Regions from separate parts of the Homo sapiens genome. Here region 1 is linked to region 2. A link is a loop called in an ENCODE intact Hi-C map of the cell type or tissue named here. Cell type or tissue: Calu3. All regions are shown on one strand. Each heading gives the region's core, and the rest is flanking DNA. Links, peaks and the distances in the headings are about the cores only. Region 1 overlaps OSBPL9 (oxysterol binding protein like 9). Region 2 overlaps OSBPL9 (oxysterol binding protein like 9).

Region 1 (8,339 bases), core at 117-8,116, 99 kb before region 2:
TGTTCGCCACCACGCCTGGCTAATTTTTTTATATTTTTAGTAGAGACGTGGTTTCGCCATGTTGGCCAGGCTGGTCTTGAACTCCTGACCTCAGGCGATCCACCCGCCTTGGCCTCCCAAAGTGCTGGGATTACAGGTGTCAGCCATCTCACCTGGCCACTTTTATCTTTATTATAAAAGTAAAATAAGGCCAGGTGAGGTAGCTAACACCTGTAAACCTAGCACTTTGGAGGCCAAGACGGGAGGATTGCTTGAGCCCAGGTGTTCAAGACCAGCCTGGGCAATGTAGGGAGACCCCTGTCTCTACAAAAAAATAAAAAATAAAAATTATCCAGGTGTGGTGATGCATGCCTGTGGTTCCAGCTACTGGGTGGGGATGGGGGAATGGGTGCGAGGTAGAAGGATCAATGAGCCTGGGAAGTAGAGGCTGCAGTGAGCTGTGTTCCTGCCAGTCCACTCCAGCCCGGGCAACAGAGCAAGACCCTGTCTCAAAAAATAAAGTAAATAAAATAAAATAAAATAAAATAAAATAAAATGAAAACAGGGTCTTGCACTCTGTCACGGGGGCTAGAGTGCAGGGGCATGATCATGGTTCACTGCAGCCACAACCTCCTGGGCTCAAGCAGTCTTCTTACTTAAGCCTTCAGAGTACCTGGGACCACAGGTGTGAACCACCACACCAGCTAATTTTAAAAAAACCATTTTGTAGAAATGGGGCCTCACTATGTTGCCCAGGTTGGTCTCAAACTTCAGGGCTCAAGTGATCTTTCCACCTCAGCCTCCCAAAGTGCTGGGATTACAGGTGTAAGCCGCCTTACCTGGCTTGGAAATAATTATTAACAGTTTTTCATTGCAAACATTTTTCCTGAGCCCCAACCTCCAGATTTGAACAAGGAGCTTTTGGAGCATAGCCCCATTCTAAATTGGAGTCTATAGGATGAGACTTGGAATTAGGACTAAGCATCTGAAATTTCATGGGTCTAGCTGTTGTTCTTGCTAACCACATTTTTGTGTGTTGCACAAATTTTTCTATCTTCTATACATTTTTGTAGTGTTCTTCTTGTTCCCTTTTTATAATCTTGTTATTCTGGGCCCTCTATTAGTCTTTGCTAAATAGGGAAAAAGGTCCTTGGGCAATTTTTGGTAGAGGAGTGAACTTGAATGTTAATAATGGATTGTCATTTCACAGTTTGGTGGGAGAAGTACTGATGGTGGAGGAGCATAAAACAGAGTTTAACACTCCCTCATTATTTCCTTTAATCAACTCTGTGAATAAACACAAGTCAATATTTAGTATTTTGGGTGGTATGTGAAAAACAAAACAAAAATAGAAAATCTGTGTCGAGGTTGTAGGGAAGTTGAAACTTTCCCTCTGAAGGTTTGAATCCAAGTCGGCTGAAATGAGTTGACAGTCGCCAGATTAACAGGAGAAAAGGTATACAAATTTATTCACGTGCATAAGCATGGGAGCCATACAAAATATGAGACTCAAAGAAAGGCCAACTGAAGTTTTATACCATGCAGAAAGGAATAGAGGGTTAAGGGTATCCTGGGGTTGTGGGGAAGGGGTTGCTGCAGTGTATGAGAGTGAGAGGAGGAAACATGGTGTATTAGTCTGTTCTCACGCCGCTGACAGAGCCATACCTGAGACTGGGTAATCTATAAAGAAAAAGAGGTTTAATGGACTCTCAGTTCCACATGGCTGGGGTGGCCTCACAATCGTGGTAGAAGGCGAAAAGCATGTCTTACGCTGGGGCAGGCAAAGAGAGAATAAGAACCAAGGGAAGAGGGAAACCGCTGAAAACCATCATATCTCATGAGACTTTTTCACTACCACAAGAAACAGTATGGGGGAAACTGGCCCTATGATTCAATTATCTCTCACCAGGTCCCTCCTACAACATGTGGGAATTACGGGAGCTACAATTCAAGATGAGATTTGGGTGGAGACACAGGCAAACATATCCCATGGCCAGCAAGGGCTGGGCCGTCTTGTTATGCAGGAGAAATCTCTCAGTAGATCATTTTACCTGTGGGAAAAGTTTCTCTGTCAGACTTCGAAAAGTGTGTCAAGAGCAGAGTGTGATGGGTCATACCTATAGTCCCAGCCACTGGAGAGGCTGAGTTAGGAAGATCCCTTGAGCCCAGAAGTTTGAGTTCAGCCTGGGCAACATAGATAGACCCCATCTGTATTAAAAAAAAAAATGTCAGAACTTTGGTCTCCTTTTCCTGTGAGGTAATCTTCCTAGATTAGATAAGGCAGATAAGGAGGTCTCAGAAAAAGGTGTTTGCACCTCGCTGTTACTCCACTAATGTAGATTACCTCTGCAGATACAAGTCTCCCCTACCAAAGTACAGCTTTTCAGAGTTATTCTCGTGTCTGCAGCCCCTCTGAGAATAGCTATCTCAAAATATGCCAAAGAAGTATATTTTGGGGTGGTATATTTTGATTTCCTTCAAGGTGCAGCATATATTACTAACATGCTATCAGTAGTTTGCAGAACTTGGGCTACTATTTAGTTTTTAATATTTAACTTTATAAGGGATGCAAAAACCCTAAGTCATCATGGCTGTGCTTAATTGAGCTCCGTGAAAGTGGTTCTCTCCACTCACCTGTTGTCCTGAAATTCTGACTTGAAGATAAAATTATCCTTTTTTAAAAACAGTGAAAAACCTGAGACTCGACAATGTTATAGGCCACTAGATCAAAGTCCATATGTCCACAATCCTCTGCCTGCAATTTTGAAATCTCTACAGCCCTGAATTAAAAAGATTTTTCCCCCTAAATTTATGATACGCTCATTTGGAAGTAAAGCCTATCTTGAACTGATGTGTGGCTATTTATAATCTTTATCATGCTTAGTGTAAATATTTGTTTGTTGTACTATAGATATATTAATATGCTTGGTTGTGGAATTAATATCCTTGGCTACCCTAGACCTCACTGCAGGTGACACAATTTATGTACTGTATGTATGTATATGTGTGTGTGTGTGTGTGTGTGTGTATCCTTTCTAAAATCAATCCTTCCTTCCTTCCTCTCTCTCTCTTGTTTTTTTTTTTTTTTTTTTTTTTTTTGAGACAGGGTCTTGCTTCGTTATCCAGGCTGGAGTTTAGTGGCATGATCATAGTTCACTGTAGCCTCAAACTCCTAGGCTCAAGTAATCCTTCCACCTCAGCCTCCCCAGTAACTAGGAATATAGGCATTTGCCACCTCTCCTGGATGCCACTTCATTCTTTTTTTTTTTTTCCCTTTGAGACAAAGTCTGGCCCTATTACCCAGGCTGGAGTGCAATGGCATGATTCAGCTCACTGCATCCTCTGACTCCTAGGCTGAAACCATCCTCCCACCTCAGCCTCCCAAGTAGCTGGGACTACAGGTGCACACTGCCACACCAGGCTCATTTTTGTATTTTTTGTAGAGATGGGGTTTCACCATGTTGTCCAGGTTGGTCTTGAACTTGTGAGCCCAAGTAATCCTCCTGGCTCGGCCTCCCAAAATGCTGGGATTGCAGGTATGACCCACCACACCCAACCCAAATTGTCTTACCTTTCTAAAATTGTGAAGGCTGGGCACAGTGGCTCATGCCTGTCATCTTAGCATTTTGGGAGGCCAAGGTGAGAGGATCACTTGAGGCCAGGAGTTCAAGGCCAGCCTGGGCAACAGAGTAACACTCCATCTCTACTTTAAAAATAAATAAATAAATAAATAAATAAAATTGTCATTTCCAAAACACATCTGATCCAAAGGTCTTGGGATAAGGGATGTGGACATGTATTTGTAATCTAGTGACCTAGGAATTTACATGCTAGAGATGGTTCAGAAGTCAGCATTACCGCCCTCTGAGGCACTGCTGAGAGGCTTTACAGGGTGACATACTCCTCTGAATTCAGAAAGATCACTGATTTTACACCCAGCCTTTGTGGTTGAGAAAAACCTTTAAGGAAGACTTAAATTAACCAGGTTTATAGTGACTGTGGTACAAATGTACCTTTGGATCCATACCTAGGTTCAAATCCTGTTTCTCTCACTTGCTATCTGTGAGTCTGTGGACAAGTTACTCCAACCTTTCTGTCACTGATTCCTCAGTTATAAAATGAGTATAACATGCCAGGCATGTTGGCTCACGCCTGTAATCCACCACTTTGGGAGGCTGAGGTGGGTGGATCACATGAGGTCAGGAGTTCAAGAACAGCCTGACTAACATGGTGAATCACCGTCTCTACTAAAAATACAAAATTAGCCGGGCTTGGTGGCGCATGCCTTTAATCCCAGCTACTCAGGAGGCTGAGGCAGGAGAATCAGAGGCTACAGTGAGCCGAGATCACACCACTGCACTCCAGCCTGGGCAACAAGAGTGAAACTCTGTCTCAAAAAAATAAATAAATAAAACTAAATAAAATGGGTATGATAAAAGAACCAATATCATAAGATCATTGTGAGAATTAAATAAAATAGTATTTAAAGCACTAGCACAGTGTCTGGCACATAAGTGCTCAGTAAATGATAACAAAAAGCTAAAGTTTATGGAGGTGTTTGACATAGTAATATTCACTAAATGTACACAGTGGTCACCATTATATGAATCAGTATTCCAATTTATTAATTCACAACAAGAAATATAACTTAAGAAGACTCTACATTTAGGCTATCTAACTGATACATTTATTCTCTGAATGCAAACTCTTTGGGATGCCAAATTATAAGCAGCATCAGACCAAAGTTATATGTTATAGGTATTTAGTGGCATTAGATATTGACATCAAGATGCAGTATCTCCATGTTAGAGACATACCTATTACCAGAATGTAACAGGTTTAATCTTTGGGTCAAAAAAACTTCTATCCTTGCCTTCTGATATTAGTTCTGGCCTTCTTTCTCTAGTTCTAAAATACTTAGTATAATGATCTCCAGGCTGTTCCATCTCTTAAAGATGATCTTGTATATATCTCTGTTTTGATATATGTCTCTTTTCTTTAAGGGAAGGCAGCCTTGTTCCCAGGATCTTGGAGAGACCCCCAAAATCACCATTACCTTGTTTACTGATATATTTTTGTATATTGAATCAATAGACATTAAATCTGATGCTCAAAATGAGACCATCTGTAACTGACAGGGAAAGGAGGGAAGGATGAGATAGTTATCTATGATAACTTGAAGGATGAGTGATGGGGAAAATTTCTCCATTATTGTGAGTCTGTGACTACTCAAGAGTTTTTGTTGGTGTAGCTTTCTGGAAGCATAATGACATTTGGGGCTATTGAGTGTCCCAAGGCAGTAACTGGGGAAGGGTCTCTAGTACATTAAATGCTATCAGGATGGCTTTAGGAGTCCGTGCTCTCTTAAATAGAAAGGAGACTACATTCTGGGTGTGGTGGCTCACACCTGTAATCCCAGTACTGCTTGAGGCCAGGAATTTGAGACCAGCCTGAGCAACATAGTGAGACTCTACCTGTATAAAAAAAATTTTTTTTAAAGAAAAGAAAGGCGGGGCACGGTGGCTCATACCTGTAATCCTATCACTTTGAGAGGCTGAGGCAGGCAGATCCCTTGAGTTCAGGAGTTAGTGACCAGCCTGGGCAACATGGTGAAACCCTGTCACTACAAAAAATACAAAAATATTAGCTGGGTGTGGTGGTGTGCCCCTGTAGTGAGCTATGATTGCACCACTGCACTCCAGCCTAGGTGACAGAGTAAGACTCTGTCTCATAAAAATAAAAATAAAAATCTGAACAGATGCAGTGGCTCACACCTGTAATCTTAGCACTTTGGGAGGCCAAGTCCAGAGGATTGCTTGAGGTCAGGAGTTCAAGACCAGACTGGCCAACATAGCAAGAATGCCTTAAAAAAAAAACTACAGGAGTGAGTGAGAGTTGCTGCTATCATTTCCTATTTTGTAACTGTTGTAATTAGTGTATCTTCGTAGAATTTTGTCAAGTACTATTTATTAATTTACTTTTATTGACGTATAATTTTCTTCCAGTAAAAAACACATATTTTAAGTGTATAATTAGTTGAGTCTTTGCATTTATTTACAGCCTTGTCACTAATATCCCAATCAAAATATGAAGCATTGTTATCTTCCTGCAAAATTCCCTCCTGTCCCTTTCCTGTCTGTCCCATGCCCTAGAACCAGCGTCTTGTGATTCCTGTCTTCATGGGTTAGTTTGCCTGTCAAGTTTTCCTCCTGTGTGCCAGTAGTAGATGGTCGAAGGTACAACACTGGCTATGTGTGCAACCTCATATGCACTTGGAAATGAACTAACATGTCTCTCAATGTGGAAACAGTGTTTACATTTATGCGTAAAGGAGAGGAACTGTTGTGACATTTGTCCACGTTCATTGTCCCCAGGTCTTCTACCATCAACATGTTAAATGTTCTTTGCAAAGTACAGTGTAGCAAGGGTAGCATATTGAGTTGGGGTGGTGGGGACAAGGATGAGTCAGAAACTACCTTTGGGAGAAGTGATGAGACATGCACATACGTTATTATCATGTAAGATAGAAATAATAAGTGCCTTAAGAAAAGTAATATGGCATGCTGTATATTAATAAGTTCAGAAGGAGACCTCACTTTTAGCTGTGAGAGATTCATAGCAAGTCAGTGAGTTTATTGCTTGATCTTCAACACAGTGTACTTTAAGCAAAGTAAAATTAACATTCAAATAAATTTAAGTGTCCTCATGTAACAGATTCGGGGAGGCATTCCTAGTTGTTTTTTTTTTTTTTTTTTTTTTTTTTGAGATAGGGTCTCGCTCTGTGGTCCAGGCTGGAGTGCAGTGGCGCAATCAGGGGTCATTGCAGCCTTGACCTCCTGGGCTCAGGCAATCCTCCTGCCTCAGCCCTCCAGTAGCTGGGACTATAGGCACACACCACCATGTCTGGCTAATTTTTATTTTTTTTTAATTTTAGTAAAGAGGAAGTCTCACTATGTTGCCCAGGCTGGTCTCAAATTCCTGAGCTCAAGCAATCCTCCCACTTCAGCCTCCCAAAGTGCTGGGATTATGGCATGAGCCACCATACTTGGCCATTCTTTGCTTTATAAAAGGATTGTAGAATTAATGTAAATGGCAAGGAAATCTTCCTTACTGAATTTTAAATATGTTTGCACAAAACTTTTTCAGACACATTTACTTTGTAAACTCATATTTATATTTCCAATTAAACAGGTTTTTATTGATTGCAGTATATACTGGCACCAAGCTAGATTTTATGAGTTAATTTTTAAACTTAATAAGATGTTTTTAGTACTTAGTATGTGCTAGGAATAAACTGAACTAATCTTCTAAAAGCTTGCAGTCCTGTTGGAGATACAATTAAGTAGTTACAATCAAGATATAATCAAGTAGTTACTTTTGTGCTTTTGATTTAGTGCTTTTTATTAGATATTATTAATCTCTAATTGTTTTATTGTAATAATTTAAAATACAGTTGTAAAAATTTGATTGAAGAGGACTGAAAGTTTACAGAACCGGGGAAAAGGTTTCCCCTGTGTTACTTGGGAGTGTTGAATAGCTTGAATTGGGACTGAATGGGCATATTTTGAGTGAATTATGTTTGTTGGATGAGTAAGATAACTGGGAAAGTGGTCTGGGACCATTCATTGAGCAGACATTTATCTATTAATAATACCTTCCAGGTCCCAGGCATTAATTAGGTTCTGAAAGATAGGGTGGGAATAATAGTAATGTAAAGATAATTTTTTTTTTTTTTTGAAACAGGCTCTCACTCTGATGCCCAGACTGGAGTGCAGTGCATTGTAACCTCTAACTCCTGGGCTAACAGGATCCTTCCACCGCAGCCCCCTGAGTACCTAGGATTACAGGTGTGTGCCACCACACCTGGCTAATTAAAAAAAATTTTTTTTTTTAGAGATGGGTTCTCACTATGTTGCCCAGGCTGGTCTCCAACTCCTGGCCTGAAGTGATCCCCCTGCCTCAGCCTCCAAAATGCTGAAATTACAGGTGTGAGCCACTGTGCGTTGCCATATTAAAGCAGATTTAAGACTGACATTTAGCTAAATAGTTCTTAGTATGTTCTTAAAATTACTTTTTCCTAAGGATTTAAGAAATGGACCAAGCAGGCAGACCGCTGTGTGATTTGAGATTATTATGAGCTATTCTCTTGAGAATGCAGGTCATCTCATTGTTGGTCATTACCTTGCTCTGACTGGGGCCTCTTTTATAAGGGAATTAATCCCATTCATGAGGGCTCTGCCCTTGTGACCTAATCACTTCCCAAAGGCGCACCTCCTAATACCATCATCTTAGGGGTTGGGATTTCAACATATGAACTTTGTGGGGATGTAAACATTCAGTCCATTACAGTATGTATTCCT
Region 2 (8,339 bases), core at 21-8,020:
GCATTATTTTGTTAGCACCATGTTCTGCTGGTTGGAAAGTCAGGCACTCACATGGTTTGCACGCTGTTGATTAAGAAAGGGGACGATGACAAGAAAATCTGATAATCAGGCTTTTGTTCAGAGAAGCAAATTCTAGGATGTCCCCTGGGGTATGTTGAGTTCTATCTGTAGCTAAACTTTATACTGTAGAGCGAAAACAGATATTTATGATGATTCTTATATAGAAAAAAGACTTTGTGATTACTGTAGTATACTTAGAAAATTATATTTAGGAAGCTTTTCAGTAAAGGTTTAAACAAAGATTGTTAAGCTTGAAAGAATAGTTCTTATACTGACAATGTAATTAAGCCACGTATTCCTCCTTAAATATTTTAATGAAGTTCTACCACACACAGGCATTTAAAGCTACTTTCCATCTTCCTTATTTTCCATCTCCAGTCACCAGGTCCTGTTATGTTTGCCTTAGTAATATTTTTCAGATTCGTCACTTTTTTCTAGATGATAATGCTTTAATTCAGGCCATCATGGTCTCTCACCTAGACTTTTGCAAGGCTTTCTGACTAGTCTGTCACTGGACTCCCCTTACCCCATCCTTTTTATCCAAAAACAAATTTGGAATGGGTTGCCGCTCTTATAGTTAAGAATGTGTTTTGGCTCCTCCTTGCCAGAGTCCAGCTGCCCAGCATGTCCTGGAGGCCCTTCTTCATATTCTGGTCCTGATTTATCTCTGAGTCCAGACTCAGCTCCAGGTGCTTTACCCACGGCATCCACTGTGAACTGTTTCTCATTGAGAACATGCCATAGCCTCTCACAGTTATTTGTCTTTTCACAGCCTTTCCTTCTTGCTTAGATTACCCCACTGTATCTCAAGTGGTAAGCCTCCAGTTCTTCCTTAGCATACAGCTCCTGTGTTAACCTTTTCTATGATGCCTTCCTTCAGGCAGGGTGAGTTTGTTACTCTTGTGTGTGCTACTACAGCACTTTGCTCATATCTCCATATCACAGCCTTCACTAAGTTGTATTGTAAATTTTTAAACATATGTGATTCTTGCATTAAACCCTGATTTCCTAGAGATCTGGGGTTCTCACTCATCTTTGTATCCCCGGGGCCTTTGTCCCTAGTTTAGTGCATGGCACATAGTAGGTGTTCAGTAAGTGCTTAAGTGATCAAAATATGTGACGATAATAGCTTAAGTGTGTAAACCTTTGACTCAGTTTTACTGGAGTTAGGTTTTTCCCTGTGAGTTAAAAATGCTTCCTAGGTCACCAAGCTCCCTGGTTGCTACCAGACATGAGAAACGGGGGATTGGAAAAATGTTTAGAAACAGTGCTAAAAATGGTGAGCAGGGCCGGGTGCGGTGGCTCACGCTGTAATCCTAGCACTTTGGGAGGCCCAGGCTGGCAGATCACCTGAGGTCAGGAGTTGGAGAGCAGCCTGGCCAACATGGTAAAACCTCATCTCTAATAAACGTACAAAAATTAGCTGGGTGTGGTGGTGGGCATCTGTAAGCCCAGCCACTTGGGGGGCTGAGGCAGGAGAATTGCTTGAACCTGGGAGGAGGAGGTTGCAGTGAGCCGAGGTCACACCATTGCACCCCAGCCTGGGTGACAGAGCGAGACTCTGTCTCAAAAACAAACAAAAAAAAAAGTGGGCAGACTTCCAGGACTCCCCACCTTCCCCTACCCAATCTATAGGACCTCTAACATGATTAAAATAATACTAATAGTAGTACGAGTACTAATTGGTTCTGGAGTATTGTTAGTATCATAGGAAAAAGCATGTAGGCTAGCTAGAATGTCAGGGAAACTGCTTTAAAGGTGAAATTTGAGCTCATTCCAGATGATTAGGTAATGCTTAATTATATTTGCTATTAATATTATCTCTATTGTCCTTAAAGACATCCTTTGAAGATGATGATAGTACCTGGCCATAATAGACATTAAATAAATATATGTGTCATGAATGAATGGTTTGGTTGCTCTGTATGTGTGTGTATACATGTGCGCACGCAGGAGAGAGAGAAGAGAACTGTAGTTCCTGCCATATTGGAGTTCATTTATTTCTGGAGACACCTTTAGGAACTTGGCTTCTTTGCTGTATTGACTGAACAACTCGTTTTTCCCAAAATGTGCCACTTCAATTAAGTTATTCTGCTTACTCCGTTGTTTCTTTGCATTCTCTGCATTCCAGAGCATGTTTTAAAATCTGGTTGTGTTAGTCTTTCTCACTCAGTTTCAAGGTTACACTAAATGACAGAGTTTGCTTGTGTTTTGACATATTTTGTCATACCGTGGAGGACTTGGCTGCAGTTGGAACCTGTAAATTCTTACTGTGTTTATTTAAATGAAATTAATTTTTATTAAGGTGAATACACGGGCCCCAGGTTTTCCAATATGGTTAGGAATTTATCCTCCTGGTGAACCTAGTTGTTTACCTGGAAGTATTGGCATCACACAATCCTAGAGCTGGAGAGAATTTTCAAATTCTAATTCCATTTCTACCTTTTTAAAAATTTTTATTATTGTGGAGAAATCAGTCTCAAAGCAGCTAAACGACTTGCCCATGGCCACATAGCTAGAGAGTAAATGACTAGGGCCAGAGCCTAGATGACTCTTGCTCTTTTATTTTCTCCAGAGAGACTCAGGGTGCTGCCCTGGTAGTCTCCACCCCTTGGTCGCCTTTCCCCCCCAAACCCTAGTACTTATTCCCATTTTTAGCCACTAATTTTGGTTTCCTTGAGATTCAGCATCCAGATCCAAAAAATATACATTCTTCTGTAACAGAATATTGTTCCTCAGTTGGCCTCCTTGTGCTTCTCAGCTCCTCAGTTTGGGAATATGCCTTTTCTGGTTATTCTCCATTTTCTTGCAGATTTGTTCTCTGGCCTTCTCTCTTCCGTGCTCTAGGAGGCTGACTTTTACAGCTTTCAGCATCTGGGATCCTTTATCCCTTGGCTTCTGGTTGGGGTTTAGCAAATGGGAAGCAGTGACAGAAAATGGAAGGGAAAAAAGGCCTTTGGAGTATTTGTTCCTTCTGCTCCTTCCATGCTTTGAGGCAATTCTGGCAGTGACTGTTTTACAGCCGTCCATGTCCACTGGCCGGTGGGAACCTTGTTTGTTTCCTTGCCCCTTCAGGCTACTTGCAGCTCTTAATTCCTGAGTACCTCAGCATCTCTTGTTAGTTTTCTTAGCCCTACTCTCACTTCTGTGGGTACTGTAGTCACTTGATTAAAGAAAAGTTCAAACATTGTATCTGATTATGCTGTTTCCTGCCAGGGCCCACTAGCCCGGTGGAGTACTGCTTTACCCCTCCCATTTCTGTCCAAATCCTACACTCTAAATTGCATCCTCTGTGAAAGCTTTCTCGTCCTTATAACTTTCTCCTTTGAATTTCTTCGTGCTTTTCTGATAACATTTTACCATGCTTGAATCAATTATTTGTAGACAGATATATATTCCCTCTAATAGAATGAAACTCTTTTAGATCTGTGTCTGCTTCATCTTGGCATCCCCAAAGGATCCGGCACAGGGCCATAGTCATAAGAGATGCTCAGTGAATAAGTAATTATTGTAACACTGAATTCTAAGGTCCAGCATAGTATGTGTAAAAATGTGCTCAGGATAAGATTTAGTGTGAGATAACGAGTTTTTAGAGAGACAAGAAGATTGTCATTGCCTCATCTTGTTTCTTGTTTTACTACCATTTATTTCAATGTGTTTTTCTCCTAGTTAGTTTCTCTTTCTTCTTAAAAACGTTTAGCCTTGGAAAAATTCAGCAGCCATACATTACAGCAACCAACTAATATAATAAATCCCTTAAAATAACTCTATGAGTTATTTATGATTTTTCCACGAATATTCTGATTTATAATCTGCAAGAACTAGTTCCTTGATTACTTTTTGTGTTTAAATGTTAACAGGTGGGCACATTGCAGAATTCCTTAATTCATTTACAAAATTTTTATTGAGGACTTGCTACAAACCAAACACTAGCCCGGTGGAGATAGTAGAGAATAAAACGAAGTCCTGTTTTCATTGGCTTGTATTTTATATCATCTTGATAGATTCTGACAATTAAACTAAATCAGTAATTTTGTATGCACTTTTTAACAACTTTAGCGAAAACCGAATCTGTTTTCTTCTGGTACTCATTGGCAGCTAAAATTAGATATACGAAGACAGCTTTGGCATATATAATTTCTAAGAGATAAATGTCAGAACAATTGTTGAGTCTATTCAAGTCAGGGTCGTTGTTTTATTTTGTTTGCCTGTGACTGATCATCTATCTGTTAGTCCTGACTAGCTATCACCTTGAGTGTTAATTTGTCAATTTGTTATATTCTGCTGTAGAGATTCAGTCTTGTTAGATTAATATATCAGGTTTTGTTTTTGAAAACATTTCATAATCAAATTTTCAAGAAGTATTAGGCTATAAGAATTTTGCAGTTATTTCAGAACCTGAACTAACTACTAAAGTACTCAGTTTAAGGATTCACGTATTTAATGTTAATTTTTCCTAGTTATTTGTAGAACACATTTCCAGGAAATTTACTCATTTTTGATGGATCCTTAAAAGTAGACTCCAGATAGGCTTTCCAAAATGCTCTTAATCTGAGGTTGGGGAATGGAAGAATATTTTTCTTTCATCCTGTACTAGTAAACCTCTCAGAGTTTATTTAGATCCTGGAATGATTTACTCCATGACTTCTAAGAAAGATACTGCAAGTAGCCTAACCAACTAAAGTATCTCAGAAGAAAAGTGTTGGCTGATTGCCAGCACTACATAGTCCAACAGTGCTTTTGTTAGGTGGTGTGCTGTAGTAGGTGTTTTCTTCTTTAAGAGATTGCTTTCTTGGATGTTGAGTCATGATCATGTTGTTGGCAGGAAGGAGGTGGAAAAAAAAAACTTTGCCATTTTGCTTGGTTATATTGGCCACTTTTCATTATTTTATTTATTCCAGTATAGTGATTACGAAGTTTTAAGTGCTTTTTGCTAGTGCGTGCTTTACCTTTAAATGATATTATAAATTTGCTATCCTACTTTTTTGCTTGGAAAGGTGTATCTGAGCAGCTTTAGCATTTGCCAGATTTACTCCTGGAAAACATTTTATAATTTTATAGACAATTTCAAAAGAATAATGCTTATGACCTTGCATGCTAAAATGGTTATAAAATTTTCTAAAAATGTTCATAACCTGTAGCTTCTGAACATTTTTACCTAAAGCTTTTGAATGTAAATTATAAAATAAATGCATATTTATTTTAAAAAATTAAACAACATGAATGTGTAAAATAAAAACTCAGAGTCACTGTCTCACATGCCCTCATTCCTCAGTCCCATTCCCTAGGGGTAACTGCAGGTGTTTTGTTTCTTTTGTTTCATGTGTTATATTTCAGGGGTGTGTGTGTGTGTGTGTGTGTGTGTGTGTGTGTGTGTACATTTTTTAAAATGAAACTTCTAGTGCGTAAGTAAAATTACATAAAACTGCAACTTGAGTATTATTCATGTGTGTACTTATCTAGCATAAGGTAAGCACTCAGTTAATATTAACTGCATTGAATTCCAGTGTCTTTTATTTCTGTAGCTTGCTTTCTGCATTCAGAACCTGTAAACTCATTTCATTTTAGGTTTTGTAGTTTTTTAAAAAGGCAATTTGCTGGATTCTGAATCATCTGAGGCAATTTTATATGCCTTTCATAACATTTGTGTCTTAAAAATCCTAGCTATATCCTATATAGAGAGGGTGACCATGTAATTTATTGCCTAAACTGGGATACTTGAGAGTGAAGGAGGCTGCTAATAATAACTTTGCTGAGACAACCAGGCATAAACTGACCATCCAGGCAAACTAAAATATACAGTCATCCTATTTACAGACTTAAGTTTTTTGTTTGTTTTGGTTAGTTTAGTAACTTCTTATATGGGTTTGTTGAATAAATTGGGAGTGTCTGGGAAAGACAAGCTGTCAGTGATTTAAATAGAGAAAAATGGTACGAATTCCAGACCTTTATTGTTTAGTTGTATAAGTAACCAAATCACTTTATGGAGTTAGTATTTGTGTTTTGTTCTATAAGTCAAAGGGTGTATTAGTATCAGATGAGGGTATCATGAAGAGTAAGGAATTGTGCTAAGGGTTATGATTGAAGTTCTTGCATTTTAGCTGTACCCGATTCCTGTACCAGATTTTAGCTGTACCAGATTTATTTTTTAGCAGAAACTGAACATTACACATAAACCTTTCTTTGTAAATTTAAAGATAAACGCAATTCTGGTTTTTCAAAGCACTAACATATGTTCAAAAATTAGATTCTTTTATGAAAAAAACTTTCTTTATATTGTTTGATTCTTTGTTACCAAGGTAATAATTAAGTACAGTTTACCTTTTGTGGTTCAGTCATAATACCCAGTGCTTTCCTGAACATCTCATATTGGAATATTTTTCCTGCTCTGTTTTCCATACTGTGTTTTACCACTTGTTTTGTCTGTTATTCATTTCTTTTTTATTACCATTCTCTATTATCTTCTTGGGAGTTCATCAACTTATAGCTTGTTTTTAAAACAGATGTTAAATACAATTTAACTTATGCTTATAGCCTTTACTTGATTGTAGATCTATATGAAAATTGCCTGTGGTTATAGTATTATCTAGTTCTTGATTCGTTTTGTTTTTATCCATCCGTACTCATTGAGTGCCTTCTATGCGTAAGGGCCTGGAGATATAGTGGTGAATCCTGGTTATCTAAGGCTCCAAATTATGAAGGGGAAGTAGAACACCTACCACTGTGTTACTTTACATGTATTACTCATTTAATCTCTCCAGTAACCTTGAGTAGTTTATTATTATACTCATGGATGAGAAAATGTAAGTGAAAAAAGTAATTTGGCTAGATCACACAGGTAATTCATTAGAAAGTTGCAGATTCAGGATTTAAAACTAGATGAGTCCTTAAAGCTGTGCTCGTTTCCACTATGTCAAGGGCCTTCAGGCAGTTTTTAGATTACATTTTAGTGCCCTTCTGTCATTAATTCCTTTTAAACATCATTGTGATTTAATAGAAAAGTATAATGGATTTGGTCAAAGGACTAGGTTGATATCCCAATTGAAAAAAAATTCAGCTGGATGATTTGGGTAAGCACTTATAAAACAGGTTTAATATCTGTCTACCTTACTGTATTATAATGCTCAAATGAGAAAGCTTGTAAAGTGTCTAGTAGAGTACCTAATACTCTGAAAAAAATTTAATATACATTGTGCATCCATGATGTTAGAGCTGCTTACTTAGCATTACAGAAAAAGACCTTACTTTTCAGGGCATTCTTGAGGTACCTAGCAGTTGGTAAGGTAACTACAGCTACCATGTTGACAATAAAGAACCTAATTTGAAGCCTTAGATTATCAAGACATTGGTAAATGGAAAATAACTTCTCTAAGGTATAGTGAAAGGAAAGGTTTAATACTAGGCTCAATTTTATGGATATTTTTTAATTGATGATCTTCACTCCAAATGAATTGATAGTTGACTATTCCTTAGGATTAAAAGAGATGAAAATCTTAACCCCAGAACTTCCCTGTTCTTCTAAGTCCTGTTCTTCCCTTAGCAGAAATGGATAAACCACGGGGACAGTAGGGATTGTAAATGTTTCCAAATTTTCAGTAATCCAAGGAAATCACAGATTAGTGTGCCTCACATAAAATCATGGTATAAGTAATATTTCTGGTCTCTTTAATATACTTTTTTTCATCGTCAAACCACTTTTGGTAGGGAGACAAGATGTCATTTCTCTAAAAACTTAATTTGCTAACTTAAATTTCTAAGAAAGGCCATTATGTTTGGCATAATCTTTTTTTTTTTAACTTGCCACTTGCTGCTCATGTACCTACTTTTCCTCTGTGTAGTTACAGATTTTTCTCTTACTATTCCTTTACTTGATTATTGATGTTAGACTCACAGCATGGTAACTTTCTATTCTCTCTTTTCCTTACTTTTATGGAAGATCAGTACCACACTTGCTTTTTTCCAGTCTTCTGGTATCTCTCCAGTTCTTGAATTTTCAAAAATAATTGTAAGTGATTGAATTGTAAGTATGCTCTATACTTCTTTCATTGGATGAAAGCTTATCTGTGATGCATGTCATCTCAAATTGCTAATTGTGAACATAAACTTTCCAATATTCTCATATTTTAATCAAAATTACATTCCTGCTAAGTTTTCATTAGTTTTATTATAGGGTATGTGTTTTACTAATTAAAAAAAAATGTCTGCTTTTGTCCAGATTCATGCCATTTATTTTTCATTAGGAGGCTTGTTGTGTGTTTTTTCTTTGTTAAGTTTTTAAG

What was found. Hi-C counts contacts between places; a loop is a spot of excess contacts. Peaks named below come from ENCODE experiments on the same cell type or tissue, not always from the same donor. Only the 100,000 strongest peaks of a DNase experiment are listed, where the experiment ranks them.
Region 1: it touches region 2 in a loop (2.2-fold over the local background); 16 of 110 quality-filtered maps call a loop at or near these places.

What each region holds. Positions count from the first base shown.
Region 1 is chr1:51,633,101-51,641,439 of GRCh38, forward strand. All of the region lies in intron 1 of OSBPL9 (oxysterol binding protein like 9), which reads left to right. Among named protein-coding and RNA genes, the nearest start is that of OSBPL9, 20 kb to the left of the region's middle. In Calu3, for the core only: no CTCF peak of the experiment used is centred there; a DNase peak (open chromatin) is centred at 4,181.
Region 2 is chr1:51,732,147-51,740,485 of GRCh38, forward strand. All of the region lies in intron 4 of OSBPL9 (oxysterol binding protein like 9), which reads left to right. Among named protein-coding and RNA genes, the nearest start is that of MIR761, 100 kb to the right of the region's middle. In Calu3, for the core only: no CTCF peak of the experiment used is centred there; a DNase peak (open chromatin) is centred at 4,795.